Regions from separate parts of the Mus musculus genome. Here regions 2 and 3 are each linked to region 1. Evidence: chromatin contacts called from ENCODE Hi-C or POLR2A ChIA-PET data. All regions are on one chromosome and are shown on one strand. Each heading gives the region's core, a stretch centred on a gene start or an enhancer-like site at or near the end of the contact. The rest is flanking DNA. Distances are from core to core; before and after follow the strand shown. Region 1 holds the start of Fkbp11 (FK506 binding protein 11). Region 2 holds the start of Wnt1 (wingless-type MMTV integration site family, member 1). Region 3 holds the start of Arf3 (ADP-ribosylation factor 3).

Region 1 (4,119 bases), core at 463-2,962:
GAGCTACCTCCCTAGCCACATGCACAGAAGTTAGGCACACATTTGACGGGTTTAAAGTGCATCTATAAAACCCCATATCCTCAAGACACAGCATGCTACCAACCCCAGGAATTCCTGCCGCCTGTGGCTTCAGTTAGTATTTGAGGGGGGTTTTATGTAGCCATGCTGGGGTTCAAGGTGTGCACCACCCTATCCCACTGTACCAATTCAGGTTCCAGTGTTTTGTTTTTGTTGCTTCTTTAAAGAGAGTTTGACTGTGTAGTCCTACATGGCCTGAAACTCAGGAATTTGTCTGCCTCTGCCCCCTGAGTGTTGGAATTAAAGGTGTGTACCACAACATCTGGAAGGCAGGGTTTTGCTTTTTTTTTTTTAAGATTTATTTTTATTGTGTATATGGACACTAGACGAGGGCATTGGAGTCCTTGGAGCTAGAGTTACAGACTTTTTGAGCCATCTGATGTGTGTGCAGGGAATTGGTCTTTGGAAGAGCAGCAAACTCTCTTAAGCACTGAGCCATCTATCCAGCCTCTGACAATGAGCATTTAAAAAATAATTCCTGGGTTAGGGGTGTTAACTAAGGCGCTTGCCAGGTATGAGCAGAGCCCTGCCTGGACTGGATCCCCAATACCACAAAGCCACCCCCAGAGAACATGAGAGCTTAATTAGAATGATAGCATTATATATGGAGGCACTCGCTAATGGGGCTGGAAGAGGAAATCCCAAAGGAAACTGGTTGGGTATTAGAGATGGAAGAAATCTCAGAATGTCGGTACAGGAGAACCACCAAGACAGCCAGGTCAGGGAGGTCAGGTTCTTCCAAATAAGAGGAAGTGTGTGTTGGGTGTGTGTGTGTGTAGTCTGAGCTGCTGGCCAGACACACAGGTGGAATTGTGTTTACAACCGGTATCAATGCTAAAGAAGACAACGAACCAAGAAACAGCCTGAGAATAAATATGGTATGGAAGGACACCATGCCAGACAGCCTTTGAGTGAGTGACCAGGAGCTGGGTACCACAGCTTAGGTTGTCAGTGAGTGTTCAGACCATGAAATTCGAAACTGGTAAGGCTGCCTAAAATTACTTGAGCCCCCTTTAAAAACTGAAGTCCTTGCATAAACACAAGACTGGTGTCCGTGCTGCTGTTGTGAAAAGGATTTGTGGAAAACAGGAAGGAAACGCCATTGCTGGTAGGAGAAGATCTGTGATGGATCACTTTTTACAGGAAGATGCCCCGTAATGCTTCCCAAGACAGGAGGCTGGAGAAGCCGCCAGCTCTTTCTGGACATACCCGAGAGCAGAATGAACAGGAGTGTGAAGGGTCAGCCGACTTGGACACCTGCCTCTGGGCTTAGTGGAAAGGGACAGATCTTAGAAGACCGAGCAGAGCACAAATGCTAGCCCTGTGCTTGAGTACTGTCACCAGTTGCCATGTTAACCTTGGGCAAGTGCCCTAGCTATGAAATGGGGACAAGTGTGTGCCTCCCTTTCCTGGCCATTCGCAGGTTAGAGACAAACGAACGCCCCTCTTTACAGTTGGTAATGGCAAATATGTGCTATTACATGATCCAGCCGTCGTCATGGGTCAGAAAGACTGTTAGATGGGTCACCATCCGCGACCTCCATCACAGGTTAGGGAATTCTGCAGTCTCTTCCCCTCTAGGAGGTGGGGACAAAGTGGAGGGAGGGCTGCAAGAGGAGGAGGAGGAGGAGCTAGCGCCTTGAAAACCCGCCCATACCAGTCTGGCCTGGAGTGAGGGAACCCGTCCTGGTCGCGTGCACCCGAACAGCCTGCCCTGGTATCCTGGTGCTCTGACCCGGTCCAATCATGACCCTGAGCCCTTTGCTCCTACCACTCCAGCTGTTACTGCTGCTACTGTTCAGTGGGGCGGTGTGCCGGGCTGAGGCTGGGCCAGAAACCGAAAGTCCTGTCCGGACCCTCCAAGTGGAGACCCTGGTGAGGAGACTGTGGTGCCACTCCCCTCCCCCCACCCCATGTCCCGCCGTTCCCCTTTACGGCCAGGGATCGCGGGGAAGCCTGGGACTCTAAATGGTCCTGTGAGAGTGAAGAGGAAAGAAGCGAAGGAACTGAGTTGGGGGAAAAGGTGCTGGGTCTCCAGAGGAGCTTAGGAGGAGCAGCCTTGACCCTTGTAGTCTGATCGTAGGTGCAGCCCCCTGAATCGTGCACGGAATCTGCTGCCATTGGAGACACGCTCCACATACACTACACGGTGAGGGGCTTGGGGGTCCGGGGCGTGGCCTGGGAGGGGCGGCGCCCGGCTGAAACACGTCAGCTTTGGCTTGGACACGTGGCAAGCTATCCTAGAGAACTTGAGTCCTAGGATCAGCCCGCACGTGGGGGCGTCCTCTCGCCTGCTTCTCTTTCTTCCTTGTTTTCTGCCGATTCCTCTCCAGCGCTGAGAAAAGAAGGATAGAGAGAGCTCCAAGAAGCGCCAGCCCCGTGGGGCTTCCTGTTCCTTCTTGCCCATGGTGGTGGTGGGTGGAAGGAGATGGGGACAGGACACAAGTTTGTTAAAGGGGTTGCTTCCTTCCGGGTGGTCCCAAATTGTGGGAAGAATGGTGGGTTTAGACCCACCATTTTTTTTTGTCTTCAGGGCAGTTTGGTAGATGGACGCATTATTGACACTTCTCTGACCAGAGATCCTCTGGTCATAGAACTCGGCCAAAAGCAGGTGATTCCAGGTATGTGCCCCGTGCCTCTGACCTCTCCCTAGCCTAAGCCCTTGCTTGCTTGCCGGCTGTATTGCTCTGGAACAGCCGCTAGAATGAAAAGGATCCCAAGGCTCTCCCGCTACCTCAGACTCCACTTCTAACACTCTTCTTGCCCCACACATCACTGCGGCAGAGAGTCTGAGAAGTGGAGCTAAGCTCATTTGATGACGGGGAGCCTTTGATTTTCCTCTTGGGTACTGTGGGGAAGATATGTAGCTTCTAGTTCAGTTTTGCCTTCTTCCTCAAGGTCTGGAGCAGAGCCTTTTGGACATGTGTGTGGGGTGAGTATCTGAAGGCCGGGGCCTGACTGCTCCTTTTTCCGGGTAGAAGGTTTCTCTGTCATCCCTTCTCCAGTGGCAGGACGTTGTAGAGTAAAGGGCCCCTGACTTCATACTGGAGAGGTGCAGGTTAATGGGAACCCCCCCCCCAGGGCATCTCTCCAGCTGTCAGTTTTGTTGGGGGAGGCTGAGTGCTGTGGGGAGATTGGTGACTTTGCTGATCCACCTGTCAGGTGGAGAATTTCATATTTTGGTGTCGCTATCTGAGGAGGGGGGTAAGGCACTTCAGATGGGCTGAGGCTGCCAGCTCACCCCCCTCCTGCCTGCAATCCCTGTTCCTTCCCTCAGAGAGAAGCGAAGAGCAGTCATTCCTTCTCACCTGGCTTATGGAAAGCGAGGGTACCCGCCATCTATCCCAGGTAACCTAACCAGGCCTTTCTCCTGCCTGTCACACACAGTCCCAAGAACCTCTGCTCTGTCTCGAGCTTGAAAAAGTCCAGATCAAATCTCAGGAAAGAATTGAGCTGGGGCTCCTCCTTCAAGGCCACTTTTTCTCCAGGAGAGGCTATAAAGCACCTGTGAAGGCCACCTGACCTGGCTGTAGACAGCTGGTGACTTTTTGGCACCGGCTTGAGCCACGTGGGTCCTGCTGCCTACACTACTTATCCCAGAGCACCAAAGTATAGCTGGCTACTTGACCTTGACTCCTAGAATTCACCTTCACACGAGATTCTTACACCAGTGTTGCCTGTAGGGGGCCCTGGAAGAGAGTAGGGAGGACCAAGCAAAGTCTTTCTGTTTTTTTTTTTAATTTATTTATTATTATACATATATATTATGAATATAAGTACACTGTAGCTGTCTTCAGAAGCACCAGAAGAGGGTATCAGATCTCATTATGGGTGGTTGTGAGCCACCATGTGGTTGCTGGCATTTGAACTCAGGACCTTTAGAAGAACAGTCAGTGCTCTTACCTGCTGAGCCATCTCGCCAGCCCCACAAAGTCTCTCTTAACAAGTTGGGAGTGAGGCCGGGCAGTGGTGGTGGCGCATGCCTTTAATCCCAGCACTTGGGAGGCAGAGGCAGGTGGATTTCTGAGTTCGAGGCCAGCC
Region 2 (4,119 bases), core at 600-3,099, 62 kb before region 1:
TGTTTCTCGGCAGCCTGTGGGTGAAGCGACCCCGCATCAGTTGAGAGAAGGCGTGGGGCCAACTCAGCACCCTGTTTGGAAGACTTGGTACCCTACAGTCCAACATCCTTGGAGTCATGTGTGCGAAGCATGGAATGCCCTCCTCTCTAAGCTTTACTGAGACTCCAGAGCCTTAGCAGAGCAGCTCCAAGGGGAGATTCCCAAGTAGAACAAATCTGCATAGCCAAGATCGCTACTAGTATTGGCAGTGCAAACTTTGCTGGGTGCGAAGCACAACCCTAGCTAGCCCTCAGAGATCAGCTTCCCAGGTACCTTTGAGGAAGGCTAGGGAAAAACAGCTGTCGCCCAGCGCCCACGATCCGGAATTCCCTTTCTGTGGGCCAGTGGCTCAGCAACGTTAAAGATCATGCTCACAACGCAAGGCTAGAAAGAATCTGGTGCTGACCTACGGTAACTGCCGGCACCAGGCGATTCTCAGTTTGATCACATATAACCCTGGGATGTCTTCCCTGCCTTCGCCCGCCTATGCCCTGGAGATGACCCTGCTTTTCCCTTAATCCCGGAAGCGTCGCTTTCCTGGGCACCCACCTCGGTTGACGATCTTGCCGAAGAGGTGGGGCCCCGGAGCAGTGGGGCAGTTCCAGCGGCGGTTTCGGAATTGCCATTTGCACTCTCGCACAGCGCTCTGGAGCCCTCCACTCACGCTGTGCAGGATCCCCGGGTTCTGTCGGATCAGTCGCCGCTGCTTGCGGCTCAGCAGCTGCAGACTGGGCTCGAGCACCAGCTGCAGACTCTTGGAATCCGTCAACAGGTTCGTGGAGGAGGCTATGTTCACGATGCCCCTGGCGGGATGCATAAGGGTTCAGTCCAGGGGAGGGGACCTGCATCCTAACCATACAGGCTGTACCACCCTATCCTTGCCTGGCCCTGAGCTCCAGAGTCTAGTGAGTGGACAGAAAAGGCATGGCTACCTTAGCTCTTCCTTTCTTCAAGTCAGCCCCCGAGGAGAAACCCCACCTGCAGCCTTGCCCACCTTGAAAAACTTAGGAATTCCACTCCCTCACCTCAAAGCTAATATCTGGTTTTTTTTTTTTTTTTTTTTTTTTTTTTGGTTCAAGACCTAAGGGACACCTGAGCACCCACCACAGCGAGGTTGGGACCTGTTGCTCAGCAGAAACGGGGTCGTATTAAATGGGAATGGTCTCTGAGCCTGGTGTATCTGGGCTTCTGCATGCCAATGATGTGCCCCCACTTCAGCAGAGCTAGTTCTAGGTGTGAGCACCCTGGATGTGAAGTCACAATGCACGAGGGGGGTCTGTAGGTTGGTGATCCCCACAGCGTGGGAGCTGGGTAAGGCCCGTGCCTGGCTCTTTGCCCCAGGACAAGTGGCGGACCCCGTACTAGCTCACTTACCACCATCGGCCACTACTGTTGGCAGCCAGGGCTGCGGGCAGAGCGGTCAGTGCCAGTAGCAACGTAGTAGAAACCCAGCTGGGCAGCAGCGCCCAGAGCCCCATGGCCTGCCTGGCCTTGCTGGTTCTGTGCTGCGGTTCTGACGACTGTGGTTGCTGTCCGCGACGGTGGGACTGGACACAGCGGTGAGGGCAGTGATGCGAGTTCCCAGGCTGGCTCTAATAAGTCTGGAGGCGGGCCGCAGGCAGCATGGTTCGCTGTCCTGGCTGCTGGGCTGAAGCAGCCACTGCGGGAGGCACCGCCTCTTATAGGCCTCTTATAGTTGCGGCGCTGACTGCAGTGAGAAGAGGCTGCCCCTCCGGGCCCGGGCGGCACTAAAAGCACCAGGGCGCACTGGTCAGGGCCACAGACAATGAGTGGCGAGCGAAGCTGTGGCTCTTGCCGGTCTGAGCAAAGAGCTGACAGGCTAACCGTCGGGGCTCACCCCCGCCCCCTGCCTGGTGGCCCCCGCCTCCAGGTCTGCACTGGCCGCCGACCCCTCCCCTTGGGATGGCCTCCCACGCGCGCCGGCCTCACTCTTCTGCGCGTCCGGAGCCCGTCGGGGACCAGCATCCGCCAGGGGGCGCGGAGACAATGCGCTGGGGACAACCTGTTTGCAGCCTGGATTGCCTCCCCCACACGCGCCGGTGGGGCTGTCCTCTCGAAGTCCGTCTCCTCTGTCCCCCCTACGCTGTGGTCTCTTCTCTTCCCTATTCTGAATGGCAGGATGAAAGTTGTGGTTCTAGCCAGCGACTCCGTGGAGACACTTCCTCACCCAGGAACCCCGACGGCTGGACAGAGAAGGAAAAGAAGGAGACAGAGCATGGGTGGAGCTGTGGTCAGGGATTCCCGGGCGTGGGGTGTAGGGGTAGGCTGAGCAAACCGAGCTGGTGGCAGTGAGAAACTCAGAAGCGCCCAGCAGTTTGCCTCTGTGGGCTAGGGGGAGTGTAAGCGTCGGTGTGTCACCCGTGAGATTAAGTCAAAGTGTACATGTGTTCTGAGGGTGCACGCTCCTGTGTATTGGTGTATCCAGAAACTTCTAACGAAGAACATTTTGAGCCCTTTCCAAATAATTGTGTAATTTGGCTCAGGACAGGGAGAGCATGAAGTCATTTTGTTACAGTCACCACTTAACGCAGTGTATCAGGAAGGAGGTGGGGCTGTGACAGGAGACGTCCAGAAGGCTGCAATTGTGTTTGCAGGTGGGTGCATGAGTGTGTGTGTGTGTGTGTGTGTGTGTGTGTGTGTGTGTTTGTGATTAACGACGTGCACTCATAGGTGTCATTCTGTCGCTCTGGGTACCTAGTGTCACCCTATGGCACCTTGAGTCAACCTGTGCTTATCATTAGATGTGCTAGTCATGAAGATGAACCGGGCTTGTTTCTCTGGCAACTAGGCTCAGAAAGGATAGGACCACCAGCCGAGTAGCTGTCAGATGGAGCTGAAGACCTGAGGGAAAGAATGCTTGTGGGAAGAAGCTGGCTCCTTTTGGTTTTGTTGTTGCTGGTTTTGTGACCGGATCTTGCTGTGTGACCCTACCTAACATAAAGGTTTAATATGTAGAACCCATGATGGTCCAGTGACTGCTGGGATTACAGGCCTATTCCGCCACCGTACCTGCCCAACTCAAGATGAACATAATTGGGGGGAATGAGAGATGGCTCAGTGGCTAAAAGCACTGACTGCTCTGCCAGAGGCCCCGGACTCTGTTCTCAGCACCCAAGTGGTGGCTTATAGCCACCTGTAACTCCAGTTCCAGGGAATCAGGTGATGTCTGAGCCCCACTGACACCAAGCACACACAGGTGCACGTATACATACATACATACATACATACATACATACATACATACATACATAAAATAAATCTCCTGAAACAGTTTTTTAAAGAAAGATTAGCAAATTTGTGCCTCCATGTGTTTCCTGATTTTAGTTGGATTTTTTTTCTCCCAGGTTTCTGCAGTGTCCCCACCCCCCACCCCCATTTTCTCCCACTCTTACCCAAGAGCCTTAACTCTTCCATTGTGGATTCTACTTTCCTCCTGATTCCAGTGATCTTCAGGGTCATGGCAGCCTTGGAGTATCAGGCTGCTGTTCCCAATGTGGGATGCAGAGGGCACTGCCAGCCTGGTTATCACGCACCACTGTCACACAGGGAAGCGCCCCCTTCCCAGGATCTTAATATTTCTCCTCTCTTCTATTTCACAGAGGAGATGCTTGGTAAGGCAGTGTCTTCAGGTCCCAGGTCCCTGCTAATAAATGAATCCATGTTAAAGCCACATTCCCAGGAACTGGGATACCGTGTTTGCCTCGCTTGCATGAAGCCCTAGTTTGGATCACCAGCACTGCAAAAGCCAGGAATTGGTGGCGCATGACTGTAACCCCAGCACTTGGGAGGCAGGAAGATCAGAAGTTCAAGGCTATTCCTCACCTCCCAGCATTCTGTAGACACTCTCAAAAACCCAAAGCAAGGCCTGTGGTGGTGCAAGCCTTCAACCCTAACACTTGGAAGGCAGAGGCAGATGGATCTCTGTGAGTTCGAGGCTAGCCTGGTCTACATTGAGAGTTGCAGGGCAGCCAGGGCTACATGGAGAATCCCTGACTAAGGGGACAAGGAAGCACTTGCTGCCAAGCCTGAGGATATGAGTCCCCGAGCGTCGCTGGATGG
Region 3 (4,119 bases), core at 698-3,197, 35 kb before region 1:
CTAGGGAGATAGTTCAGCCATTAAAAGTACTAGCAAGACAAGCTTGGCCCGAGCTTGTTCCCCAGAGCCTGTTGTAATAGGTGGAGGGCGATCAGGCTCTTACTGACCTCTCTTGCCTAGAGGACCTGGCTCCCAGCACCACGTGGAACAACTGCTTGTAACTTTGTCTCCAGAGAATGTTACATTTTTTTCTCCCTGTAGTAGATATCCACACTTACAGGCACCTACTCACACACAGAGACGTATGTGCGTAGGTACAGTTAAAAATAAATCCATTTGGCTGGATGTGTGACAAATACCTTTAATCTAAGCACTCAGGAGGCAGAGGCAGGCAGATCGTATTTGAGTTCAATGCCAACTTGGTCTATAAAGTGAATTCCAGGCCAGGTGGGGCTACATAGTGAGCCCCTGTCTCAAACACAACAATAACAAATATATATATTTTAAAGCTGAATGCCTGTGGTGTAATGAAAGCATTCCTAAAGTAAGATGGGGGATGATGCCAGGAGAATCACACAGAGCTAGCCTAGAGTGTGCACTGCAGCAGCAGAAACCAGAGATCCTGGCCCAACGAGGGAAAAAAGTCAAGAACAGCGACTCCCAAAAGGTGTCCTCTCTAACCTCCACATCTTGCTAGAGCACAAGTGCACCCGCAATCTCTCATACAAGCACACACACACAGAGTTAATAAATGGAGGGAAAAACGAGCAAAAACCAGAGCTTAACAAAGGCTCTCAACAGCATTGAGTCCTGAGTGGGGACAAATATAATTCTCTTCGTTATAAGCAAGTTCCTTGCTGTCCATCTCTTCGTTAACCATCTCTGGCTGTTCTGGAGCCTGCTCTGTAAATCAGACTGACCTTTAACTCACAGACATCCACCTGCCTCTGCACCCTAGTCTCCAGTGCTGGGATTAAAAGCTTGTGCCACCACCGCCCCCAGCCAGTCCTGTAATTTTTGAGGTAAACAAGAGAAGACAAACTGGTATAAAGGTATAAACCAGAGACAGATGTGACAAGAGATAGATTCTGTTCCCAGCCTATGTTTTGGAGGGAGAGAAGAGTTATAACGCTGCACCAAGCTCTTATACTTGATGCATTTAAAGAACGCAGTGGGGGCTGGTGAGATGGCTCAGTGGGTAAGAGCACCCGTTTCTGGCGAGGACCCTTCTAGCTCAGATTCTAACATAGCTTGTGGCTAGAGTCTCAGGCAGTGTCTCCATCATGTCAAAAGATGAGTGTCAGGGAAGGAAGGCGGGGTCCTGGGTGCGCTTTCCTGGGGATACTAAAATCCAGACTCATCTAGAGAGACTTCATGAGAGCCGCCTCTGAGTTTCTGCCCTCTGCCTTTCAGCCTCAACCTCCTAGACGACCCCATCCAGATGTTTCCTCTAGTATCTGGAATGCATCGTTCTTTCTCCTCTTCCTTTATGGGAAAGGATCTCAGAGAAAGCATCCTTAGGAACTAGGGAGCAGAGCGGATTAGCAGGTGGGGTGCGAGTGATGCGCTGTTTATTTGGAATAAGACTGGACTAGAGCAGGATACAGCAACCGTTTTCATCCTCCATGCTCCACATGGGCTCTGCTTAAGAAACCCCGGAGACTCCCTGGTCCGAGCCCTGTGGCCAGCGCAGCCAGGATGTGGCAAGGTCCCGGAGCTCGCTCTGCTCGGGAGCCTCACCTCAGTGCCCACAGCCCCCTCTACACGCCGTGCCTTCCGATCCTCCAGCCCCCACACAGGCCCCCGCCTAGGCTCAGCTTCAGCACCGGCTGCTTTTGCTGCAGCCGCTGCCATGGTGATGGGTCTCGCGAGAACTGCCGCTCGCTACCGCGCACTTCTCGCGCGATCGTGGAGGTGGGAAGTAGCCCGGGCTGGGGGTGGGTGTTCGCCGCACAGCTCCTGTCGCCGTCGCGGCTTCCGGTGCTAGGTGGAGGGCGGGCAGGAGGGAGCCGGGGAGCGGGCCAGCGGACCATCTTCACCGCGGTCGGGTCGGCTTGCGGAGCGGGAGGCAGCGGCCGGAGAGCCGGGCGGAACCTGCGGGGGCGGAGGCGGCGGTGGCAGCCGCGGCGCAGGGAGCAGGAACAGGTTCGGAGCTGGGGAGGGAAGGCGGGTCCGGGCAGGGAAGAGGCTGGGTCCGGGTGGGAGCCCGAGGCCCCCGGCCGCGGTCCGGCTCGCACCGTCTGGGCGAGGTGCTGGTGTGGGGGGTGATCCTCGCTGAGCTTGGGGACCCCAGCCCCACTCCTGTCCCCGCAGCCGAAGGACGCCGAGCTGGGGTGGGGGCGGGGGGCGCACACGGATTTGTCCTCCGCCTCCCCCGAGGGTGCGACCTGGGCTGCAGAGGTGAGCTTGGGAGGGTTGGGGACGAGGGGGAGGCAGGCTGACCTGTGGGAGGGGGACGCGGGGGCGGTGTGGCTGTTTGGCTCTCTTTTCCTTGGGTTTAAAGGGCTGCGAGGAACGCTGCCTTTTCTCTCTCCCTCCCCCGCCCGAGCTGTGGGGGAACCAAAGAAAAGCCGTGCCGTGCCGTGGTTATTCTCCTCCCTCACCCAGCGCGAGGCGTGGGGGGCCGGGGCTTAGTATCAGGGCCTACTGGTGGGGCTCGGCTGGCTGCGCACGGTCCTCACGGAGGTGGCGCTCTGCTCTGGGGTGTTGGGAAGAGGGCAGCAGGTGGGGAGAGGGTGGAGAGGAGGCTGGAGACGGGGGAGGGGGACCTGAGCTAGCTCGGAGGAGAGAGGTGGGGCCTTCCTCCCCCAGGCGGAGCGGGGGCGGTGTCACCGAAGGAGGGAGCAGCTTGTCACTGGCCCTGAGTTTGTGTCTTCCAATCCGCTTTCTTTCTCTAGGAAGTACCAGGATTCCCGGAACAGAAAATGAAGCCTTTGCTTAGCATGCCAGTCCTTTTTGAAGGAAGGAGGGGGAGGTGGGGAGGTGAAGTTCCCTGTTAAAACCTCAGGGTCCTTTAGTTAAGTCGTAACTCTTTGGAGAGACTTGTTTTTTTTTTTGGGGGGGGGGGAGAGGGTCTCTGGGCCAGGAAGAATGTAGTGGAGGGTTATGTATGTGGTCAGGACTAAGAAGAAAATAGTGAGGTCATTAGGGAGACGGGTAATGTAAAACCCGTCTCTGCCACTGTTGCATTGGGTCACCCTTGGGTCCATGGCATGAAAGTTTTATTGGGAGGAGATCTGCTGCAGGAGTCTGATTGCTTGAGTCATTGCAACAGGATAGAATCTAGTCTCTGCATACCTCCATCTGTGACCCCAGGCAGGGGGATAGGGAACTGTCTTTGCTGCCATTTTGTCTTAGACCTGTTTGGGGATAGTATCCCCACTGTGTGCTGCAGTGGCCATTGGGTTGGCCTTTGGCATGTTGGACCTGCGCTTGAGTACATTGTTAAAGGCCGTTTTAAGAAAGGCCCATCCACTTACATTCAGCTTTTCACACAAGGAGTCACTGACCTTGGAGGCAGCTGGAAAGGGCTCCCAGGTGTCACACAGTCACTCCTGCACAGTTTTCCTTCTTTCTCTCCTTCCTTTCCCCCTCCCTTACTCCTTTGTTTGTTTGAGATGCAGTGCCCTTGCTCGCCTCAACCTACCAGCTGCCTGCCGCTGTCTCTGGAGTGCTGAGGTTGACCTGGGAACCGAGGCAGACCCTTACTTCCTTTTTTGAGACAGGCTGGATTTGAATCTTGCTTTTGTAAGAACACGGGATAGCAATGCATAGAACTGCGCAAGGTTTCTAGCTACTGCTTAAGGAAGAGGTAGTGCAGCGAGGGGAAGGAGTTCTCTACTGATGAGAAGGAGAAACTTCTTTAAAGCCAGGGTTGTTAAAGTTGAGGCTGTGGCTGACAGAAACTGGGATCTGCTTCCTCACATAGCTTTGGAAGTAGATACCAAGAGGCCTGTGAGTCAGAGCACACCAGTGCTTTGGCTAACGGTGTGCTTAGAGGCGGGATGCCGCAGTGATTGAAGCTGGGTTGTAGAGACAGACAAGATGGGGCCAGGCTCACCTCCTGCCTGTGCTGTCCCGAGCTGTCCCATGCTGTCCTGTTGTATACATTTGATAACTTACTTGTTCGCACTTAGGTTTCATTTTTCCTTTTGCATAAGGAGAGTCATGGTAGCAGCT

What was found. A loop is a pair of places that touch in the nucleus more often than their neighbours do. ChIA-PET counts read pairs that join two places held with the same protein, here RNA polymerase II (POLR2A).
Region 2: a loop to region 1 is called in a map of heart, with 2.1 times the contacts of the local background. The contact joins the promoter of Wnt1 here to the promoter of Fkbp11 in region 1. A Hi-C loop is called at or near these places in 7 of 37 maps with a recorded cell type or tissue (CH12.LX, adrenal gland, heart and 2 more). POLR2A ChIA-PET finds 5 or more read pairs at or near these places in 3 of 5 experiments (Patski and embryonic stem cell).
Region 3: POLR2A ChIA-PET joins it to region 1 with 42 read pairs in embryonic stem cell. The contact joins the promoter of Arf3 here to the promoter of Fkbp11 in region 1. A Hi-C loop is called at or near these places in 1 of 37 maps with a recorded cell type or tissue (T-helper 17 cell). POLR2A ChIA-PET finds 5 or more read pairs at or near these places in 4 of 5 experiments (Patski and embryonic stem cell).

What each region holds. Positions count from the first base shown.
Region 1 is chr15:98,725,791-98,729,909 of GRCm38, reverse strand. Fkbp11 (FK506 binding protein 11) reads left to right here and starts at 1,712. Exons shown (of 6, transcript NM_024169.4): 1 at 1,712-1,953; 2 at 2,162-2,227; 3 at 2,612-2,699; 4 at 2,977-3,010; 5 at 3,356-3,426. The coding sequence starts at 1,825.
Region 2 is chr15:98,787,587-98,791,705 of GRCm38, reverse strand. It overlaps Wnt1 (wingless-type MMTV integration site family, member 1), which reads right to left and starts at 1,849. Exons shown (of 4, transcript NM_021279.4): 1 at 1,414-1,849; 2 at 589-842; 3 at 1-14. The coding sequence starts at 1,517.
Region 3 is chr15:98,760,946-98,765,064 of GRCm38, reverse strand. It overlaps Arf3 (ADP-ribosylation factor 3), which reads left to right and starts at 1,947. Exons shown (of 5, transcript NM_007478.3): 1 at 1,947-2,085. It overlaps LOC115488470, which reads left to right and starts at 3,019. Exons shown (of 1, transcript XM_030248862.1): 1 at 3,019-4,119. The coding sequence starts at 3,153. The coding sequence ends at 3,617.